2 separate regions of the Mus musculus genome follow, and region 2 is linked to region 1. A link is a loop called in an ENCODE intact Hi-C map of the cell type or tissue named here. Cell type or tissue: heart. All regions are shown on one strand. Each heading gives the region's core, and the rest is flanking DNA. Links, peaks and the distances in the headings are about the cores only.

Region 1 (11,021 bases), core at 1,835-9,834:
AGGTTGCAACATGGGGGGAGGAGGGACATGGAGTGGCAACAGAGGTATCTGGGAGCCATGGGGAAGTTAGGGGTGGAGCAGGGCACTCACCTCCTTGTCGATGAGCCTCAGAGGGTACTTGATGTCGGGGTTCTCGAGGGTGATGGCCGGTGTGGAGCGCTGAAACAGCTTCATGAAGAGACTGTAGATGAACCAGACGGGCGAGAGCACCACGTGGCTCAACTGCAACGACAGAGCCAGAGCGGAGCCCAAGGTCAGCTCGGGGTGGTCCTGCCCCTTCCTTATGAGTACCACTTCACCAGCATCCCTGGGCCTTTCCTCCTGTGACCTTTCCCCTCCAGCCTTGACCAGAGAACTCCACTGAGCAGCCCACCAGGAGAAACTACCAAAACCAGATTCACGACACTTGTCACGCCATTCAGTCCTGTGTGCCTAGCACCATGAGGAAAGTTTTGAAAAACCTTAAACTTCTGATCCTCCTGCTCCTAAGTGTGGACATTACAGGCATGTGTGCCATACACGCCAGGCATGTGTGCCATACACGCCAAGCAAGGACTCTATGGAGTCAAATCCCAGGCCCAAGTTCTAGTTCTCAGCCCTGCTCAGAATCTACCTAAGAGCCCTTCACTGACCACAGAGCTCCAAGAGTCTAATGCACCGGCTTCCTCTGGGCCACTGCCCTGGGCACAGGGCCCCAGCATGTATGCACCAGTTCTTAGGGCTTCCATACTTTTTCCTCCCTGTTTCTACCCAGAGCCATGGCAACAAGCCAGTGAGGTTGGATAAGTTGAGTCACTTCCCATAATGAGCCTGAGTCTCTCTCTGGGTGCCGGGCGGCCTTCAGCACTGGCTGGGCACTGCTCCTCACTGGCTGAGTAGCCCTGGGCAACTGCTTTGGGAAGCTGCACTGAGCTGAAAGAAGTGAGTCACTGGATCTGGCTCCTGCCCTTCTCTGCTCCCTGGTTAGCAGGGATATGAACAGCCTCAGCAACAGGCTCCTCCTTCCTCTGCCATGACAGACTGACATCACAAGAAACCATCTTTCCTTTCTGGTTACTTCTGTCAGGAGACAAGAGTGAAGATGTGCTCTCACTCACTGAGCCGACTGCTCGGCCCCACTGTCCCCCTCTCTCAAAGCCCTGCCAGGACTCCCAACTTTCCAGTAGCTTCCGAGGGTACTCTGTCTGAGCCTCTTGTCCCATCTGCAAAAAGGAATGTGAGGCTCATCATGAGGAACTCTTCCCAGGGAGCAGTAGGCTAAGCTGGGAGCCTCCCCCCTACGGTCCCCAGAGGGGTGTGCAACCGGAGAAGTGGAGGGGACCATCAATCATCCACACACACTCCTCACCCCCAAACCGGCCCTGCAGGTTCAAGCAGCCCCAGCAGCCAAGGGCCCTTTGTTGGGCCCAGAACAAACTGCCTCTCTCCCAGCCAAGGCCTCACCACATAGGCCCCTGGTATGTTACCTGTGAGTTTAAAAAGAGTCAGTTCCTGGGTCCATAATACTTCCATCGGGACCATGCCCATTCAATGCACACCACTGTACCCAGCACCTTGTTAGCACTGTTCTGAGGCTCACGGACAGACCAAGCTGACGCCAGGGAGTATAAGCTCAAGGACACCCAAGTTGGAGGCCCGGCCCAGAACTCAGAAAGGGTTCCCTAGGGCTCTGGAGCCAGAAGTGATGGGGCTTCCAAAGGCCATGCACAGGGCAAACACCAGTCATAATCCCTGAGCTGGTACCACTCCAAGGACAGGGCCTTGCGTCCCTGGGACCACCCCATTTCAGCTTTTGACTGAGAGTGTATCGTTTACCCCAAGCCACAGAGGGGAAACAGGCTTGAGGTAATTGCCCTGCCCCAAGTCATACCACAGTCCCAGGACCACATTCATGCCACCAGATTCTCACGTGCCATCTCAGGGTAAACAAGTGGCTGGCCAAGGTGACAAAACCAAACACGAATGTGACTGCGATTTGAATTCAGGACTCCTCAGTCCCATCTTGCTGTTTCTGAGCCACTTCTGGGGACAAGTCCCACTGTGTCCCCATCAGAGTCTGTAGCCAGATACTATTCCCCCTTGGAAGGCATATTCCCGAGTCCAGCATCCCAAACCAATGAGCTGTTCCACCACCTCCAACACGCACAAGGAACCCACCCACCAGCCTTCAACGCACCCGATGTGTGGCTCCAACACAGACTCCTCTCCCTGCTCCCTCCACAACAACTTACCCTGCTTTGGCCTTTGCATGCTTTTCTTTCTGCCCCCCATGCCCTGCCTCGAGACGCATCTAGCCAGCAGATGTCTATGAATCCTTCAGAACCCAACCCAAATGTTAACTCTTCCCTGCAGAGCCATGCCTAGCTAACCAGGTCCTTGGCGACTTTTCACAGCCTGGGCCTCTCTGTAAGCTTTCTGGGCCTGAGGGTCATTCTGGCGATTTTTCTGCTACAGAAAATTCCATGGCAAGGAGCAAAACCACATCCAGAAACCACCACTGTTGGGAGACCTAGGAATGGGCATCAATGACTCCAACCAACTGGGCCCATGCTCGGTGAACCCTGGTTTATGGCTCCCAGCAGGACTGTTTGAGTACACTGTCAGGCTCACTAGCTGGAGTCCCCTGAGCCTGCAGCTTGAACATCAACTAGGGTCCCCATACCAGCCCTAGACTCAGAGTAGGGCCCCCTCTCCTGTCTCTGGGTAACTTTGGGGGGGGTGTCAAGACAGGGTTTCTCTGTGTAGCCCTGGCTGTCCTGGAACTCACTCTGTAGACCAGGCTGGCCTTGAACTCAGAAATCCGCCTGCCTCTGCCTCCCAAGGACTGGGATCAAAAGCGTGCGCCACCACTGCCCACTGCCCGGCATCTCTGGGTAGCTTAGGGTTGCCCAGTCACCACTATGCCAGCACTTGGTGCAGAAGGTACTCTGTAAATATTTGTGGACTTGCCACAAGGACAACAACATCTCTCTCTTCTGACCCCTCACGACCCTCTGACTTCTTACGATGTGTGCAAGTTTCCAAAAACAGGACAAAAGTCAAGACTGCTCCCCACTGAGGGAAGGGTTCAGCCCATCCTATTTTCCTGAGGCACAGCACAGGCTGCAGAGGGTGTCATGCCACCTGTCCCTGGCAAAGGACAGGCTTAATGAGCCAAGAACTGGCTCGTGGCCTAACCTCAACCCTCAGGCTGCATCTGGGAGGTGCTGTTGTCACTCCCAATGCAGGTAAGAAAACAGAGGCTTTGGGGACAAGCCTGAGCCCAGGGACATGTCTGGACACCGTGAGGGGAGAGGTGAACCTTTTCTAAATAAAAATTCCTATCTAGAAAGGAATGACAGCTGTGACAAGCCATCCTAGCTGTCATTCAGTCAGTCAACAACCTTAGCAGGAGCTCCTGTGTCCAAAGTAGGTGTGTGTGTGTGTAGCCCAGGCCTAAACCCTACATCCAAGGAGCTCAAACTAGAGGGGGGACAGACCCAGTCTCAGGGGAGCTGCACCAAGGCCAGGATCAGCAGGGCAAAGCTTGGGTCTCCAAAAGTTAGAGGCCCAACTAGACTTACTCACCAGGGGACTAGATGTATTCTGTCCTCACTGGCATGGGGTAAACCGGGTGCCCCCCCATCCTTCCATAGCACCTCCCTAGTCCCAGCAACAGGGTCAAGTAAACAGGAGGCAGATGGCCGAGGCCAAGTCCCTGCATCCCTGCCCCAGCTCCTCCTCAGCTGTGTAAATACACACACACACACACACACACACACACACACGCACCCTTACCCCAACCAGTTTTAAGTCCTTGAGAGCAGCTGCTCCCCATATTCTGACCCTGCAGGCCACATCCCACTGTACCAAGGAACCTGCCCCCTTCTTATCCTTGCTCTGACAGCAAAAAGAGGTAGAGAAACTGGGTCCCAGGGTCCCAGGAGGGAGCCCTGAGCTCACTCACTGCAGCTAAGGGATGCATAGCCTGTTCCTTACCCATGGGAAACCCTGCCTGGACTTCTCACTCTGTCCTTTCCCCTCTAAAACCCTGGAATCCACTCTGCCCAGGCTGGATAGGGAAGGTTGGTAGAGAGCTCAGTCATCGCCTCCCTCCAGGTACCAGCTCCCTGACCTGGGGCTTAGACAAGCGCCAGTCATAGGCTCGCTTACCTGCCCACCACCCACTCTCCTGCTGTCCTGCCAGGATCAAGTGACCACAGCCCTCCCAATCTTGTCCTAAGTGGGAGGAAGTGGGAGGATATGGAGGAAGTCCTGAAACGGGGAGCTCTGGGCTGGACTCCAGACAATGGGGGAAGGGAACTCAGGAGGAGAAACAGGTGGATAACTGAGCCACCCTCTGTGGAATCTAAGCCACCAACCAGGCCCAGAGATACCAGAAGCTATTGGAAAGGCCTTATATGTACTCCACAAAGGGAACGGGTCTGTCAAGGGCTTTCTGGAACTCACAAACAGGCAGAGAGGCAGTCCAGAGCGGCGGGCCAAGCCTGCAATGTTCTCCTGGTAGACAGCAGACTCCAGTGCCATCCTCTGGGTTGGGGCCCCCAATATATGCAGGAGGCCTCCCACAGGGCCTGCATAGCCCAGATAAGACATCTGGTACACCCAATACCCAGCAGCCACACAGGCCTCCAGGCCTAATGTATACCGTGGGCACTGAGGTGTCAGCCCCTTAAGTCAAAGACAATACCAAGCAACCCTTGGACAGATGAGGCCATGGTGGGGCCTTCTGATAATTAAACAGAGCTCTACTGCCTGGAAGGAACTACTGTTGACTTAACATGAATTGATGGAAAAGCCAGGTGCTGGGGTACCACCAACATGGTCCAAAAGGTAAGGAGAACCTGGGAATCAGGGGGAAGATAAGGGATCATGGGCAGTCTCTGGGAAAACTGGTCAGAATGTCATTATGGGGTGTTGTCACTCTGGGGTTTGTTTTGTTTTTTTTTGCCTTGGGCCAGAATGCTCCTTAGATGGTCCATACTGGACTGGTCACTCTCGCAAGAGCAAATGCCATGGCAAGAAGGCTGTCTTCACTAGGAGCCCTGAATCTTGCAGAGAGGAGAGAGGGCACCCTCCAAGACAGGCGCTGGCCTATTCTTGTCATACCCAAAGAGCTGGACACCTCAAGGGTATGTTTGTGTAACTGAGACTGGTCACAGTTCACATGGATGCTCTTAAGAAATCAGGGAGGAGCTGGACGGTGGTGGCCCACACCTTTAATCTGGCACTGGAGAGGCAGAGGCAAGTGGATCTCTGTGAGTTTGAGGGCAGCCTGGTCTACAGTGCATTCCAGGGCTACATTGAGAAACCCTGTCTCAAAAAAGAAAAAAAAAAAGAAAAAAAAGGAAATGAGGAGAGTGAGCTCTAGGATTGTGGAAGGGGCCTTGGTCGATCCAGTAACAGTGAGAGAGCAGATTTATAGACGTTAGACGGTCCCAGCATCCTCAGTGCCCTGGGCTGATGGCCAAGTCTAAGTGACACTTCTTTAGTGACAGTGCAGCTCTGTGAGTAACAAGAATGGCCAGGGCTTTTCTAGGTGACAGCTGGAAAGATCCTGGCCAACTACTGCCTTGTTTATGGCAAGAAGATGCACCCAACCCCTGTAGGGACACCCTACACATTTCTCCCATACACACACGCACCCCAAAGTACTCTTCCTGCCAGCTCACTCGTGTCCACTATTCAGGCCTGCATGTCTTCACACCCACACTCTCATTTCTCACACACGCCGCTGTCGGTTCCTCCACGCACACACCAGTGCACCTACGGTTCACACTTCACGTTCCCATTTACAAAAACCCTCGCACCTTTCACATCCCCCACGGGCGCAGGCACTTCAACTTTCTCACACTCACAAGTCACGCCCACTCAGGCGGGCGCGCACGTCACTCATTCCCTATTCTCATTCGCGCACACCCAACAGGGTCCTCAATGTCCACCCCGCGCTCGGGGCTCCCCCTTGGCCTGAGGCCGGGCCAGAGTGGCGCGGCCACTAGCCAGGGCGTGAGTCACGGTCTGCAAGGGGCCGGGTGGGGCGCGGGGCTCGTGAACCGGTGCTGGGCGCCCCGGATCGTACGGTATCCCCACGGTGCAAGCCTGGGGACCCCAGACCCATGCCGCCTACCGTGCTCAGCTGGGCCCCCATGGTGGCGAAGAAGAGACGGTGGCCTCACGCACGGTTCTACACCCGCTACTCAGCCGGCCGCTCCCCCAACAACCCGCCTCGGTCTCAACACCTCGGAGGCGGGGACGCCCTGCGGAGCCAGTCAGGAGCGCGGAGGTGGGCGGATAGGGGGCGGAGACTCCCAGTGTCCCCGCCCACTTCCGCTTGTGAAGACGGGAGTGCGCGCTGAGTGGCTGACGGCGCTGCACGGAAGAGGCTCGGCGAGAGACTGGCTACTGTGGCGCCTCTGTGTGGCTTCGGGAGGTAGCTTGTGGCTTCTGGGCCTGTTTTGTCCTGGTGAAGAGAACAAGATGTCGCCCCCGTGATGGGCTCTCAAATCCTGAGCCTTCGGTCCTGGGAGCCTGCCGGAGCTGATTGTGCTGGCCAGGGCTCTACCCGCTCACGGGGCGTGTTGCCAACACCGCTGGCTACAGAGTTCAGGCTACAGCCCTGCCCTGCCCCATTTTCAAGCCTGCGAACCAGTCGTTCCTTCCTGAACAAATCTCCAAACGTACTGAGGCCAGTTCCGGATTAAAGTTCAGGTGTCACCTCTTTAGCTAGGCCAGCTCTGGCCCTGTGCTCCCTCCAAGGGACGCCACTAGTGCAGAACGGTCTTTGTAGCGCTTCAGTTATCCTGCCTGTTTATTCACGATGCTCTGCGCCCACGTACCCATTCCACTAGATGGTGGGGCTTCCCCAAGCCAGGAGTCTGCAGTCAGTTCTCTGTGTACCCGGACCTCAGAACAGAGCCTATCACATACTCTATAAACACTCGTATGTCCCTGGCATTCCGGAGTTTTCTTCAACCTGGTCCTGGCCAGATAGGGAATGGAAGACTGCTCTGAGAGCGGCAGAGTGAGGAAGAGACTTGCTGCCTAAAAATTGAGAACTATTAACCAAACTCTTCAATACCGGAACACTTGATGACCCAAGCGTTCAATACCGGAAGAGGCAGGTGGATCTGTGAGTGTTCCAGGCTACACGGTGAGACTGCTAGTTACTTTTCTGTTGCTGTGGTAAAACACCATGACCGAAGGCAACTTTAGGGAAGATGGAGTTTATTGTGTCTCACAGTTCCAGGAGGATAAGAGCCCATTATAGCTGGAAGGCATGGCCGGCCACAAGCAGCAGGAAAACCTGGCTCGGGGAGAAGGATGCTGAGAGATAACACTGTACCTTAAGTGGGAACCTGAGAGAGAGCTGGAAGTGGGGCCAGGCTATAGGCTCTCAAAGCCACCCCAGGCACATTTCTTCATCCAGCAAGACCACACACCTCCGTACCTCCCCACAAACCATCACAAATTGGGGACTAAACGTTCAAATACACGTGCCTATGAGGGCCATTTCTTATTCAAACCACCACAGAGACCCTGTCTCAAATAAATAAATAAGGAGCAATGGTCAGCACATCTGTGATTCCAGAATTTGGATAGTGGAGGCAAGGGTTCAAGGTTATCTGACCCTGGCTACAGATTGACTTGAGGTCAGCCTATGCTACATGAGTCTCCGTCTCAAAGAAACAAACAAGTGAAAAAAAAAAAAAATCAGGAGCTAGGCTGTGGAAGGGCACCTACTACCCTGGGATATGAGGCTGGATCTAATATCAGTTAAGTATTATTCTGCTTTTAATCTCAGCACTTGGGAGGCTGAGACAGGAGGATCACAGACACAAGCCAGTCTGTTCTACAGAGTAAGACCTTTGTTTCAAAAGGGGTGAGGGTGGATATGGGGGCTCCTCTTGTGTCTAGAAGTAAGGAACCTATGCAATGTGTACCAGAGGTCTGAACTGTGGTCTTCACGCTTGCGCAGAGAGCACAGCTCCTGTTACCATCAGAGCCATCTTCCCAGCCTTCCCTGTTGCCTTCCTTAGGGTCCTTACTGACTGGCCATCTCCTTTCTCTCTGGCTGAACCTCCTCACAGTTGCTTCTCTTCCTAAAGATAGCATCGGTCAGGGGTCAAAGGCCTCACTGAGGCACCTCCCTGCTACTTCAGATCCTGTCTGCACTCATACTTCAAGCGACCGGCAAGATGTCAAACGTAAAGCCAGAGAGGAGACTTCACTCTTGAGATTTTGACGGACACTTCCACAGAAAGAAGACTGGCTGTCACAGCAGGCGTCACACTAGCATGGCCCCCTGACTGGTCATATATGACCTCCAGGCCATGCTGACTCACGACCTGGAAAAGCAGAACTGATATCAAAGTGGAAAACAGTTGAAGCTCATTCCAAAATCCAGACAGATCTTGTCATCTTAGGGAAGAGTCATGGGGTCAGGAGAGTTGCTATGACTACTGAACTGTCCAGAGGAAGAGTCACAGGTTGGAGAGATGACTCAGAGGTTAAGAGCACTTGCTACTCTCAGAGGACTAGAGTTTAGATCCCAGCACTTCCAACCATGTCAGCTCCAGCCCTAGGACAAAAAGACCATCGGAAAACACAGGTTATTTACATTATGATTCATAACAGTAGCAGAATTACACAAAACAACTTTACGGTTGGGAGACACCATTACATGTAGAACTGTATTAAAGATTGCATCATTAGGAAGTGTGAGAACCGCTGGTCTAGGGGAACCAACACCCTTGCCTGCCCTCCATGAATACCTTGTACAAATATGCTCTTACACAGCCATAAATAAAATAAATCTAAAAAAACGCAAGCCACCTGAGACTCTGCTGTTCCCACTCTCCAGCCCTTGGAGCCAGAGCACCCGGTGCTTAGCTGCCTCCAGCCCTGGTGAGAACTGAACTCCAGCAAAATGTGTATCCAAAGTTGTCTGATTTTGGTGTCTGTTTGAAGACTGTGTCTCTCTCACTATGTAGGCCAAGCTAGCTTCCACCTCCCAGTGATCCTCCTGCCTCTGCCTCCTGAGTTCTGGCTCACAAGCTTCTCTCACTATGCCTGCCTTGTTCTGTTTGATTACTGAACTGGGTCTCAACTCTCCACAAACTCTCTTCCCAGATCTCTGATCTATAGAGTGGTTGAGTGCTACCCACAAGTCCTTGCTTCCCAGGGGGACACTGTCTCTCTTCCTGTCACTCTCTCCCCCCAACCCCTGACAATCCTGGCCTCCTCCCCACCCTGGCTGATCCAGACTTTAGCTCAGATAGGGATGTGGCTTCGAGGATGGCAGACAAAGCAAGCTGAGGGAGCCTATGGTCCATTTTCTTTGGAGTGAAGGAGATAGATTTCTTCCCAGGCTCCTCCAAGGGCTGACACTAGGCCTTACCAGGGCATCAAGAAAAGGGAGTGGGTGACATTGGGAGCAGTTAGCAGTAAAGCTGTTGTTTTTCTTTCTACACACATCGCTCTCCTCTCTCTCCCAGACTTTCATCCCCTGATGACTACCAGCATTCTTGTTCTTTGGTGTGTTTTGATTGTTACAAATTTTAATTCCTTTTTAAAAAAGAATTATATATTTATTTTATGTACTTAAGTACACTGTAACTATCTTCAGACACACCAGAAGAGGGCATCAGATCCCATTACAGATGGTTGTGAGCTACCGTGTGGGTGCTGGGAATTGAACTCAGGACCTTCGGAAGAGCAGTCAGTGCTCTTAACCACTAAGCCATCTCTCCAGCCCTTTTTGTTTTTTCTTTCTTTTTTTTTTTAAGATTTATTTATTTATTATATGTAGTAACTGTAGCTGTCTTCTGACACTCCAGAAGAGGGAGTCAGATCTCATTACAGATGGTTGTGAGCCACCATGTGGGTGCTGGAATTTGAACTCAGGACCCTAGGAAGAGCAGTCAGTACTCTTAACCACTGAGCCATCTCCAGCCCCCACCCTTTTCTTTTTTTCTCTTCTCTTCTCTTCTCTTCTCTTCTCTTCTCTTCTCTTCTCTTCTCTTCTCTTCTCTCCTTCCCCTACCCTCCCCTTTTCCTTCCTTCCCCACCCTTTTTAGGGTCTCACTGGATAACTCCCAGCTGGCCTGGAACTCACTTATAGCCCAAGCTGGCTCTGAATGCTCACCTCAGCACTACCCCAGGCTCAGCCTCCTGAGTGCACGGATGGCAAACTTGCTTCTGCATCCAGAGCCAGGTGTTCCTGCCCACTCTTCTTCCAGGCACTTAACAGGCAGGTCTCCTTTCATCTGGTGACAGATAAAATCAGTAGGTATTCGATGTCAGCTTGCTCCATCCCTCATGGCACCCGGCACTGGGCAGATCTTGGGCAGATCTTCCCAGGGAAAGGCAGTCCCTTGCTTTGAATCCCATGAGTATCCCAATCCCCATTGACTCCATGCTGGGTTTCACAGTCCTCAGTGATCCTGGCCTGGAATGATGGTCACTGAAGTGGTTTAGGAACCGCATAAGTAGAAGGAAAAAGACATATGACCTAATCCCTCAAGGCCCTGCTATGACCTAAGACCAGAATTTCCTTATCACTCCCTTTCCTTCAGGCATTGGCAGAGAAACCTCAGCCCGACCCAGACCCTTGATCCACAGAAAAGGCTGAAGGTCCTTCAGTTTTTGATATAGGAATGAGTCATGGTCCAGAGAGAACAAAGAATTGATATTTTGTGTTTGTTTGTTTGTTTGTTTGTTTGTTTACATGGGGGTGGGTGCCCACGAGTCACCGGACATGTGGAGGTCAGAAGACAAGCCATGAGAACCTGTCAGCTGCTTCCATCTTGTGGGACCCAGGGAGCAAACTCAGGGCATCAGACTTGCAGGGGAGTGGCTTTCCCTGCTGAGTCACCTGACTAGCCAAGGTGAGGAACGGAATCCACAGTGAAACACCACTTTCCTGGGGCCTCTGGCTCTAGTCCTTCCTGGGATTGCTGAGGGTTTGGATAAAGGCTCCCAGGTAACTTCAAGGGCAGATCTGAGGGCCTGAGCTGGAGTTA
Region 2 (11,021 bases), core at 1,651-9,650, 50 kb before region 1:
GCGCTATCTCACCACCCACCCCCTTTCTCTAGCGGTTCCAGTTTGTGGAAGTCCCAGGCAATCACTACATCCACATGAACAAGCCCCAGGTGGTGGCCGGAGTCGTCGGTCCCTTCCTACAGGGCCTACAGAGGATGACTTCTGCCAGGCTGTAGCTCTGGGATCCTGTGCACTTTCTAGCTTCCACTGGATCTCGAGCACTCTCGTCCCACAAAACAGGTGGAGTGGGCGGGAGTCTTGCAGACCAAGAGAGGCAGCAGAGACTCCTTCAGCAGAGGTAGGGGCAGGGAAAAGAAGATTCTGGCCTTATCTGTGACTCTGACAAAGGGCCTGGGGTGTTTGGTGAGCTTTGGTGATGCTAAGGAAGCAGGGCTGGAGCCGACCCTCTGGGCTCTGAGGCTTCTGTGGCCTTGCCACCAGTGGTGGAAATAAAATCTCCCATCTTCACTGAGTTCCAAGTGGCTGTTGTCAGGAGGGGCTGCATGGAGGGCACGCTTGCCAGATGGTGAGCCAGGTATCCTGGGAGTGTCTTTCTAGGCAGGAGAGGGCAGAGGCAGCTCTGTGAAGGCCAAATCCTCCTCCAAGGCAGCCTTGCGTCGGTGCAGAGATGGAAGTGTGGGAACAGCTACTTCCTGGCCTGGTATCTGCTTGTCAGAACAGCTCAGTAGGGTCGGAATTTACGCTGGGCCCGCATCAGTTCGATCCTCTGCTTGTCCTCCTCAAACTTCTTTCGCAGCTGTGCCAGGTCTGGGGGTGAGGGAACACACAGTGGGTCACACGTATGTAGGAGATGCCAGCTGTCCCACTAAAGGGCCCCCCTCGACGTCCCCTAGTCCTGCTGCACCCCGGGTCAAAGTCAGGATCTTGCACGGAAACAGAACTGGACATTACAGCCACCCCAGAGGGCTAGGCTGAGGTGGGCGATGAGACGCCAAGAGAAGCAGGCCCAGGGGCACCTTTCCCTAGCCGTGGCCTTTGAGTAGGGGGCTCTAGAATTCGGTGGACTAACCAAGTGACTCAAGAGGTGGCATCTAGAGCTCTAAGGAGGGAGGACAGCGGACCAAGGCTGGGTCTGCAGGCAGCTGCTGAGTGCAGCCCACGCTTAGAGCATCAGACCAACAGGGAGAATGTCCTGAGAGCAGGATGCTGTCGGCAGCACGGAGACTGTCCTCCCTTGTGGCACCGGTGTGCAAGCAGCCTCGGGTCCCTCAGCACTCTGGGGAGCACGAGGACAGGGACTCTGACCCTGAATTCATGGAGGATGTGGCTGGGGACACCCTGCTCCCTGCCCCCGGATGTGGGGGTGCCCTCAAGTGCGTCTTACGCTCCATCTTGGTCTCTCGGTGCTGCCAGGCATAGAAGTTGAGCAGCTCCTTGCGGGCACGCTTCCGTTTCTCCTTCTCGAGAACACGCAGGCTGGCCGCTTCCGTCCGAGGGAGCACAGGCCTGCGGCCCCGGCGGGTGACCTTCACCCAGCCCTCCTCGTCAGGTACTCCCTCCTCTTCCTTGGCCTTAGCCTCCTCCTGCATGGAAGACGCTGTTGATGGGCAGGGCTCTGCAGCAGGAGGATGTCCCTGACTGGCTAGAGGCCCACTGCCGCCTCCTTTGGGCACACAGTGTCTGCTGGCCAGAACGGCCCCCACAGCTAGAGCTGGAAAGCAGTCATATCAAGGATGCTTTCTTCACCTATAGACCATTATAGAGTCCACACCACCCAGCCAGGTAGCTCAGGTTTCAGCAAGCAAAACTGGGAGCCTGCGCTCCTCATGGTGGCGGCACCACTGTTCCCTCACAGGCAACACACTACGATACAGAGCACAAGGGACACCCGGGAGTCCTGCTGAAGCCCCACCTCAGCTATCTTCTTGTCATAGGCCTCCATGAATGCGTCTACTTCCATTCTCAGGGCCTCAGGGTCCAGCACGGAGTCTTCATAGTCGCTGATCCACTCTGAGGGAGAGGGGGACAGGGCATAATGAAGGCTATGCTGGGAGAGCATCGTGTGCTGTTTAAGCCTGTTGCTCAGCTGACATGGCCCTTGTTGCAGTTGCAAAGGACCTAGGTTTTAGTTCCAGGCTTCAGCATGGTGGCTCACAATCACCTACAGCTTCCGTTCAGGGGAGCTCCCTTTCTGACTTCCCTGGACACCAGACACATGGTGCTCATACAAGCATGGAAGGCCAAACACTCACACAAAATAAACTCTTTAAAATAAAAAAAAAAAAAAAAAAAAGTGAGAGCCCCACCCCTGTCTCCTCAAAACCCTCCTGTGCCAAACCAGCCTGGCTCCCTGGCTCTGTGCCAGGGAGCGGGGAAAACAGCAAGCAGACTAACAGCTTCCAGCAGATGGCACTGCTTTTTATGCCGTGGTATGAAAGTCAGGTGCAGCTCATGGATGGAGGGATCAGCCAGTCGCTCCTACAGGCTGTCTTATTAACCTCCCCAGCGTTCTGTCTAGCAGCCTCAGCCCTCACTTGATGCTGTTATCTTGGCCTGCTCTCACCTCTGCTGGGCGCCGTGAGCATCGACCTGATGATGTCTGCCTGCCCCGTCCTTCTCTGCCGGCCAGACGCTCAGCACACACTCATTCAAAACCCAAGCTACAGCGATGGTAGAACATTTTCTAGGAAGTGACTGCTAAGAGGGGGCATTCAAGCTCCACTCAGATACGGCCAGCAAGCTGGGATCCCCTTGCAGAGACCCCTAATGTCCTGGGATTTAGGGCCCAGGTTCATGTGCTAGGCAGATCCTAGTGGCAGCAGCACGCTGGGCTAATGCCTCCTTGCCTGGTGCTGATGGCTCAGGCTATTCTGATGTGTCTCAGAAATAGCCCCTGCCAGCCCAGGCCTTTAGGAAGAGGGGGGCACAGCTTGTGGCATTCATAGATGCTGCCCCCAGAAAGTGTCTGGACCAACCCAAGGCCTGGGGAAGAAGCACTGGACAGAGCCAGCAGTACTGACTGTGAATTCCGCTCTTCACAAGGTGGCTCTCTGTAGAAACCAGCAATGGGCCCTTCAGGTTCAAGGCGGCCGACACTCCACTTGGCTTCTGGAACACCACATAAGCTACCTGAAAGCCCTGGAGGGAGAGAGACTGTATAGAGCCTTCCCACTTGTGACACAAGGTCCCCACACCTGCCTGGGACCAGGGGATGTAGGCGGTCACCTATCATCCCAGAGTGAGAGGGAGGGACAGCCATGCTCCTAGCTAGTCAACTGTTCCTGGGACACCTGTCCTAGCTCTTCCCCAGAGGCGGCACTCTTGAGGACTCAGTGGAAAGCAGGCTCACCCCAAGCTAGGGCAGGTCATAAACAGACAAGGCACAAACTCAGGGTCAGACTCCCTTGTATGTCACGTACAGGTGGAGCACCTGGGGAGAGAGGGGAACAGGAAGAAGGCTCCTAGAGCCAGGACACTTGTCCCAAGGAGGACCCCGCTGAAGTGGGAAGTGGGCTCTGGGAGACAGCAGGGCAGAGAGGGAAAGAGGAAGACAAAGAATGTGGCACGTCTGAGAGAATCAGAAGCCATCACTCTTACAACCTCCTAAATCACACATTACAGAGACTGCTATAGGGAATGGTCTCTCTGAAAGCCTACTGCTGAGCCCACCCAGGCCCCAGCCCCTTCCCCTGACTCCAGTGGAACCTGGTGTTACTGGGCAGCCTACCGGCACCGGCTTGGGATGGAAAAACTGTGACTTTGGCTCCGTGGGGCTCTCGGCAAGGTCGGGCTTCTCCTGCAGCTCCACTGTCTTGATGGTGCCGCAACAGGAGAGGCACCGAGACAGGCTCTCCTACCAGGGTCAGAGGGAGGCAAGGTATGAACACATAAGCTCCTTAGAGCATCCCGGCACCCGTAACAACCAAAGGACTCAGAGTCCAAACCTACGATGCCCAGGGCGCCCAGGTGCCCTAACAGTGACCAGGTCCCACGACAGCATGGAGGCAGGTGTCCCCAAGGTAAGAACTCTCATGTGACAAGTAATTTGGCCTCACCACCCACACAGCCGTTAATCACTGCAGTATCACTAAGAGTAGGAGGGGGTTTCTCAGGTCTGCTCATTACACAGACGTGCTCAGCCCTTGATAGGTACCAAGTAGACGGCTCAGCCCTTCCCTCCAACCTGCTGCCCAGGCTGGCACTGAATTCAGTCTGTACCCAAAATGGGCCCTGGACCACCACCACCACCAACACCACCACTACTTTTCTTCATCTTCTTTTTTGGCAACAAGTGACATACCATCAATTTTTAAAAAAAGATTTACGTATTTTATGTATAGTAGTGCTCTATCTGCATGTACACCTACATGCCAGAAAAGGGCATCAGATCCTATTACACATGGTTGTGAGCCACCATGTGGTTGCTGAGAATTGAACTTAGGATCTCTGGGAGAATAGCCAGTGCCCTTAACTGCAGAGCCATCTCTCCAGCCCCAGTCTTGAACTTCTGATCTTCCTGTCCTCAAAATCTGATTTATGTGGTCCTGGGGACTGAACCCAGGGCTTCATAATATTAGGCCAGCACTCTGCCACTGAACTACACCATAATAATAATAATAATAATAATAATAATAATAATAATAAAAAATCCCATCAGGCACCGTGATTCATAGCTGAAATCCCAGAACTCATGGGATGTGTTGTGTCCATGTATGTGGGGTAGATATCTAGGAGTTCGAAGCCAGCCTTGACTACACAATGACTTCCAGGATAGCCAGGGCTACTACATTAGGAGACCAAGAAATAAAGAAAAAAAGGGGGTGGAGTGGGGCGAATCATCTCAAACTTAGCAAATCATGTCTCCTGTCATTTACATAATATGTAAGTCTGAGATGTAGAGAGCTGGCCTCTTTTGGAAATGCCCTGGGCTCTATCTCCAATACAACAAGTAAATAAACCTTTAAAAAAAATTTTTTTGAGCTTTTTCTGGTTTCTCTGGTTAGCCCTCACTGTCCTGGAACTCGCTCTGTAGACCACCAGGCTGGCCTCAAACTCAGAGATCCAAACTTGCCTCTGCTTCTGAGTGCTGGGATTAAAGCCGTGTGGTGGCACAGGCATGCAATCCCAGAATTCCAGAGGTAAAGGCAGAGGATCATGAGTGCAAGGCCAGCCTCACCTACACAGTGAGTAGGAAGCCAGCTCATGCTGCAAGAGACCCCGTCTGAAACAGAACTACAAATGTCATGCTTTCTGTAAAAAATTAATAAGTATGTCTAGAAAGAACTGCAGTGATTACTGTTAGACTTGTCTTTTAAAAATGAAAAACTAACAGACAAACAAATAAAATAATGGTTGGAAGGATAATTTCCAAACCAGGTGTGACCACTCATAACTGTAATGAGTTGAGACGGGGAGGGTGGGGAAGTACAGCAAGTTCGAGGCCAGCCTGAGCCTCAGGAAGTTCTGAACAGCCCAGGGAGAGGGGGACCCTGCCTAGACGGCGGCAGGGAGAAAAAAAAAAAAACAAAACATATTTTTATTCTGAAACTCCCAGTCTTTCAACATCCTCCACTGAGGGTTTTGTAGGAATTTCCATCTGACCACCAGGATTCTGTAGGGCCCGTGGCAAGCCCCCATTCACAACCCACTGGTCTACCAGACTCTTACCTGTGTGCAGTACGGGGGCACATTAAGGATAAAAAGGGTTCGATCGGGAGGCCATGTGGACTGGGTGCCTTGGCGAACTCGGTGCTGTCTCATGTAGAGGTAATGAGGAGCCTGCTGCTTTGCCGAGAACTTGACTGGAACAGCTAACAGGGGAAACGAGCGCAGGAGAGTTTGGGGTACCCTGAAAGGAGGTCTGTGTCTATGCCACCCAAGTTCCAATTCACTATGTCTCTTTCTAGCTCCATCGGCCCGCCTGTTCATCCACCCATCCACGGGAAGCTGGAGGGAAATGTATTCGGATAATCACCGCAGGAGGCTGAGGGGGCGGGCACAGTGTTGCGTTCTCGGAGCATCCGCTGTCTGACATCATCAGCCCCCCCCCCCCCCCCCCATAGCATGGGCTGCTCTGCTTGGCACACCAACTCTCTTCCCTCCACCCATTCTTCGTTTAGGGCTAACTCCCCCCCCCCCACCCCTCCTGCCGACTTAGCCCCACCTTCCCAGTTAAGTCTACACCAGTGGGATGCGAATCTCGGGGCTGGGAGGGCGACAGCTGCGGAAGCGCTTGTTAAAGAACGAGACACGAGCAGAACAGCGGATAACTAGCTTCTGAGGACGACGAAGCTGCAACGCTGGGCCTAGGACGCCTGGCGCCGCCTGGAGGAACCGCGCCCGAGCCCAAGGCCTTTCGGAGGAACAGCCGCGGAATCAGCACCCAGAGTCGGGGCGGCGGGGTCCTGCACCCCGATACCTGACGAGTTGCCAGGGCCTCTGCCACCTGCAAGCCACCTTCCCGCAAAATGGTGGGTCCCTGGCCCTCAGCTGCTCACCTGAATACCCCGGTGGGCTCGGTATGCTCTCCTCGTGGCCGCCAGCCTTCCGTTTCTTCCTGCGAGACACCATCTTGGCCAACTGGGAGCGCAGAGACGGCTGGGAGTTCCGTGTTCCGGCGCCGCTGCGTTTCCACGACGACGGCGTCACGCGGGGCCCCGCCCTCTCAGCCCTAGGCCCGCCTCCCGGGATCTTGCCCGGCCCTAAGATTTAGCCTTCCCTGTCCTATTGGGAAGTAGAGGGAGGCTGGAGCAATAAATGGAAAGAGCACTGGCTGCTCTTCCAGAGGATAGGGGTTCGTTTCCGATCACTCAAAAATTATCTGGAACCCAGTTCCAGGACACGTGGTGCACAGGCACACTCAACACATAATTTTTGTTTGTTTTTCGAGACAGGGTTTCTCTGTGTAGTTCTGACTGTCCTCACTCTAGACCAGGCTGGCCTCGAACTCAGAAATCCGCCTGCCTCTACCTCCCAAGTGCTGGGATTAAAGGCGTGTGCCACCACTGCCCGACTATAATTTTTTTTTTTCTTTGAGACAGGGTTTCTTTGTATAGCCATGGCTGTCCTGGAACTTTCTCTGTAGACCAGGCTGGCCTCGAACTCAGAAATCTGCCTGCCTCTGCCTCCCGAGTGCTGGGATTAAAGGCGTGTGCCACCACTGCCTGGCTTATTTGAGATTTTTTTTTTAAAGATTTATTTATTATTTTACATAAGTACACTGTAGCTGTCTTCAGACATACCAGAAGAGGGTGACAGATCTCATTACGGATGGTTGTGAGCCACCATGTGGTTGCTGGGATTTGAACTCAGGACCTCTGGAAGAGCAGTCAGTGCTCTTACCCGCTGAGCCATCTCACCAGCCCCCGACTATAAATTTTTAAAAAATAAATAGCATTCCGTATAAATCGTGGTGCAACTGGGATTTTGTGCAGTGAGATGCCATGAACAGTCAGTCTCTTTAGTTGAGAGAGCAAGGGGCTGAGAGGCCTGGGGTTGAAACTGTAAACAAAGAGTACTTGCTGGCAAGCCTGACATCTTGAATTACATCCATGGAAGATGAGAATTGTTTTCAGCAAGTTATCCTTTGACCTCCACACCCACTCCATGGCTTATGCCTCATGGCATGAGCTCTCTCCCTCAAGAAAATACTGTGTGTGTGCTGAGACAGGATTTCACCATGTAGCCTGGGCTGACCTGAGGCTAGCTATGTAGACTAGGCTGGGTTCAGTTTCACATGAGATCTGTCTGCCTCTGTCTCCTCCAGTGCTGGGATTAAAGGTGGACACTGCCACACATCACCCATGCTTGGCAGATTTTTTAAATTTTTACAAACTGAAGTGAGCCCAAATAAACTTTATCCATCTGGGCATGGCTTTAATCCTGGCTGAAGCAGGAGGATACTTGTGTGTTCATTAGGGTTACCGTTGCTGTGATGACACACGACTAAGAAGTAATGTGGGGAGGAAGGCTTTATTTCCAGTTTCATGAAACAGTTCATTAGAAGCAGCGAGAGCAGTAACTCCAGCAGGTCAGGAACCCTGAGGCAGGGGCTGATGAAACGTACTGACTTGCTTCTCGTAGTTTGCTCCATTGGATTTCTTAGAGACCCCAGGACCACCAGCCCAGGGAGGGCCCCACCCACAATGAGCAGGGCCTTCCCCCAACTAATCACTTATTAAGAAGATGCTGGCTCCCTACAGCTGGAACTCAGAGACATTTTTTCAGTTGCGGTTCCCTCCTTTCAGGTGACTTGCTAGTGTCAAGTTGACATATAAGTAGGTGTGAGGCCTGGTTTGCAGGAACAAGGGAGCTGTTGTCTCACTCTGGAGAACTTAAACTCCCAGGAATACTTTACAGTGTACAGGTGATCTGTGGCATCAGGAAAGTAGCTACTTGCTGACAGGGATAGAATAGTACTTGGAAAGGGACAGCCTGAGAAACCTTCCGCTGCAGCCCAGCCATGTGCTCAGAGGCTGTCATTGTGAGGTGGAAAGAGACACCTTCAACTCTGCACCCGCAAGAGCACTCCCAGCTAGCAAAGAAAGGGATTTCCTGCTCCCAGACAACTGCCTAGAAGTTTACCTTCCACACAGAAGCTGCTGCTACTGTGCTGGGAGGGACCAGAACCCCGTCAAGCTGGCCAGACCTGGCATTCTCGTGGTACTGGTGTATGTGACAAAGCTGGAAGGAGGCAAGGCTCATTCCACAGCGTAACCTTTATGGTGAAGCCTGGGCTGCATTAGAGACTCCAAGATGATAGAGACGTCAGAGGCATGGATATCTAATAGAAAGCTGCATGTGAGAAGTGGAACCAGCTAGGGAGTTGTTGCAGAAAGCAAATCTGGAGGGGCAGGGCTATCTAAACTCTTGGAATCCGAAGTCTCCTTCACTGCACATGGAGCCACTGGGTTTAGTGTTTGTACTGCAGGGTTTTGGTCCATGGGAATGTACACTCTTTTTTTTTTTTTTTTTTTTTCATTTTTCGAGACAGGGTTTCTCTGTGTAGCCCTGGCTGTCCTGGAACTCACTTTGTAGACCAGGCTGGCCTCAAACTCAGAAATCCGCCTGCCTCTGCCTCCCGAGTGCTGGGATTAAAGGCGTGCGCCACCACGCCCGGCTGGGAATGTGCACTCTTGAGTGTACTTTGGAAGTATATATAATCTCTGATCTTAAGAATTTACGGGCTGGTGAGATGGCTCAACGGGTAAAAGCACCGACCGACTGCTCTTCTGAAGGTCATGAGTTCAAATCCCAGCAAACCATATGGTGGCTCACAACCACCCATAACAAGATGTGACGCCCTCTTCTGGTGTGTCTGAAGACAGCCACAGTGTATTTACATATAATAAATCTTAAAAAAAATATTTAAAAAAAAAAAAGAATTTACTTTGAGGCTGGAGAGATGATTCAGGGGTAAGACCACTGGCTGTTCTTCCAAAGGACCAGGGTTTGTTCCCAGTACCTACAAGGCAGCTTACAACTGTAACTCCAGTTCTCCAGGCACCATCTAGTTCTCTTCAAGCATCAAGTATGCCCATACACTTGTGCACTTGCGCATGTATGCACATGCACACACACACACACAGAAATGTGTGTGTGGGAACAGCCCAGAGCCAACAAGCTAGCTCAATAGGTAAAGGTGTTTACCCTTAAGCCTGATAAAACTGAGTTTCAATCACAGAACCCATGTGGCAGAAGGAGAGAATAGACTCCCTCAGGTTGGCCCCTGACCACCACACATGGGTCATGAAATGTACAGACATCCAATAAATATAATAAAATCCATGAAAAAAGACATTATAGCTCAAAGTTAGGAATAACAAACATTTATTGAGAAGTGGAAAGTAACAAGGCCCTCTTTTCTCCTGAACAAGACACAAAGAAATAATGCAAGGGAGTGGGGGACATGAGGGTTGGCCCACCTTCTTTTCTGTTTCCCAAGATGACATTATGATGCAAACACCCAAGTCCCCAAAGTACCACCTGGCCAGGAGGGTGCCCCAGCACGCCTAACTCACAAAGCAGGGGAGCCAGGAAGGGTCTCACCACCCTACTCTACACAAAGCCAAAGGCATGCCAGCTGTCCCCAGAGGTAAAGAGCTGGGCCCTCATGTATAGGGTGTCTCTTGGGTCAGGAAGGGGCAAACACAGAGGAATGTCTTCCAGTTTCTGAGAAGAATTAAGTTTGTACCCATTTCGAAGGGTGTAAGAGAAGGAGGTGTTTAGGAGTGGACACTGCAGTTGTCATTCCTAGATTCCTTTGCTGGGCAACCTTAGAGCTGAAGGACTGATTTTGACCCAAAAGAGACCCTTCCAGCTGGGCATGGGCTGGGATCTAACTCAGGAAAATAAGAATTAGCTGAAGTTCTCTTAACTGTGCTAGCCTTGAATGGGTCACAGTGCCGCAGCTTCCTCTACTTCCTCGGTTTGTCCCTTTACAGCACGCACAACTGATATTGTGCGTCCTTAGGATCCTGCTCCACCTATGACAGCTTAGCATCTTCTGTTTCCACTGTCAGGGGCCTCTGACGAGCTCTGGACCGATGCTATCTGACACTCGGCACCTGCCCACAGTTCCACACTAAACAATGCAGGAACACACTGGGTAAAGTAACCCACCAGCTGCTCAGACCACTCATCAATGTGGGTCACTGACACCAGCAGAGACAATGCCCTGGTGAAGGCTGCACTTCAGGCAAACCTGCTGTTCTGTAGATAACTGAAGGCAGAAAAGCAGAGCCAGAGCCAGCCAATGGCTCTGATCCAATCAATCTCCCCGAAGTCCTCTGTGCTGTAGAACACACAGAGGCGCCCGGGTAGAACCTGGAAAAAGGCTCAGCCAACTTGGAGCTGGCACCCACACCCACACCAAGCTTTGATGTTGCCCTATCAGGTGAGAATCAAGAGGGCTAATAGGCACAGGTCCCTTCCTCACTTCCATATGGAAGCTGAGAGAACTGACCCAAGGCCTTTGGCACAACACTAACAAGGGACCATGAATGCTGGGATGCCTTGCACACTGCCCGTCATCCAGCACTGCATACTTGCAGTCAGGGCTAGAGGGACAGTGGTGAGAACAC

What was found. A loop is a pair of places that touch in the nucleus more often than their neighbours do. Peaks named below come from ENCODE experiments on the same cell type or tissue, not always from the same donor. Only the 100,000 strongest peaks of a DNase experiment are listed, where the experiment ranks them.
Region 2: it touches region 1 in a loop (2.8-fold over the local background); 3 of 42 quality-filtered maps call a loop at or near these places.

What each region holds. Positions count from the first base shown.
Region 1 is chr15:83,165,985-83,177,005 of GRCm38, forward strand. It overlaps Cyb5r3 (cytochrome b5 reductase 3), which reads right to left and starts at 6,199. Exons shown (of 9, transcript NM_029787.3): 1 at 6,128-6,199; 2 at 91-222. The coding sequence starts at 6,148. In heart, for the core only: a CTCF peak has its summit at 6,413; DNase peaks (open chromatin) are centred at 3,667, 4,237 and 6,297; H3K4me3 peaks cover 3,410 bases; H3K27ac peaks cover 3,035 bases.
Region 2 is chr15:83,116,225-83,127,245 of GRCm38, forward strand. Rrp7a (ribosomal RNA processing 7 homolog A (S. cerevisiae)) reads right to left here and starts at 6,577. Exons shown (of 7, transcript NM_029101.4): 1 at 6,438-6,577; 2 at 5,608-5,750; 3 at 3,668-3,793; 4 at 2,961-3,078; 5 at 1,853-1,950; 6 at 1,325-1,523; 7 at 1-747. The coding sequence starts at 6,510. The coding sequence ends at 662. Serhl (serine hydrolase-like) reads left to right here. Exons shown (of 12, transcript NM_023475.3): 12 at 33-447. The coding sequence ends at 155. It overlaps Poldip3 (polymerase (DNA-directed), delta interacting protein 3), which reads right to left. Exons shown (of 9, transcript NM_178627.4): 9 at 9,744-11,021. In heart, for the core only: CTCF peaks have their summits at 2,346 (motif pointing right) and 6,263; DNase peaks (open chromatin) are centred at 2,312, 5,817 and 6,577; H3K4me3 peaks cover 1,520 bases; H3K27ac peaks cover 1,142 bases.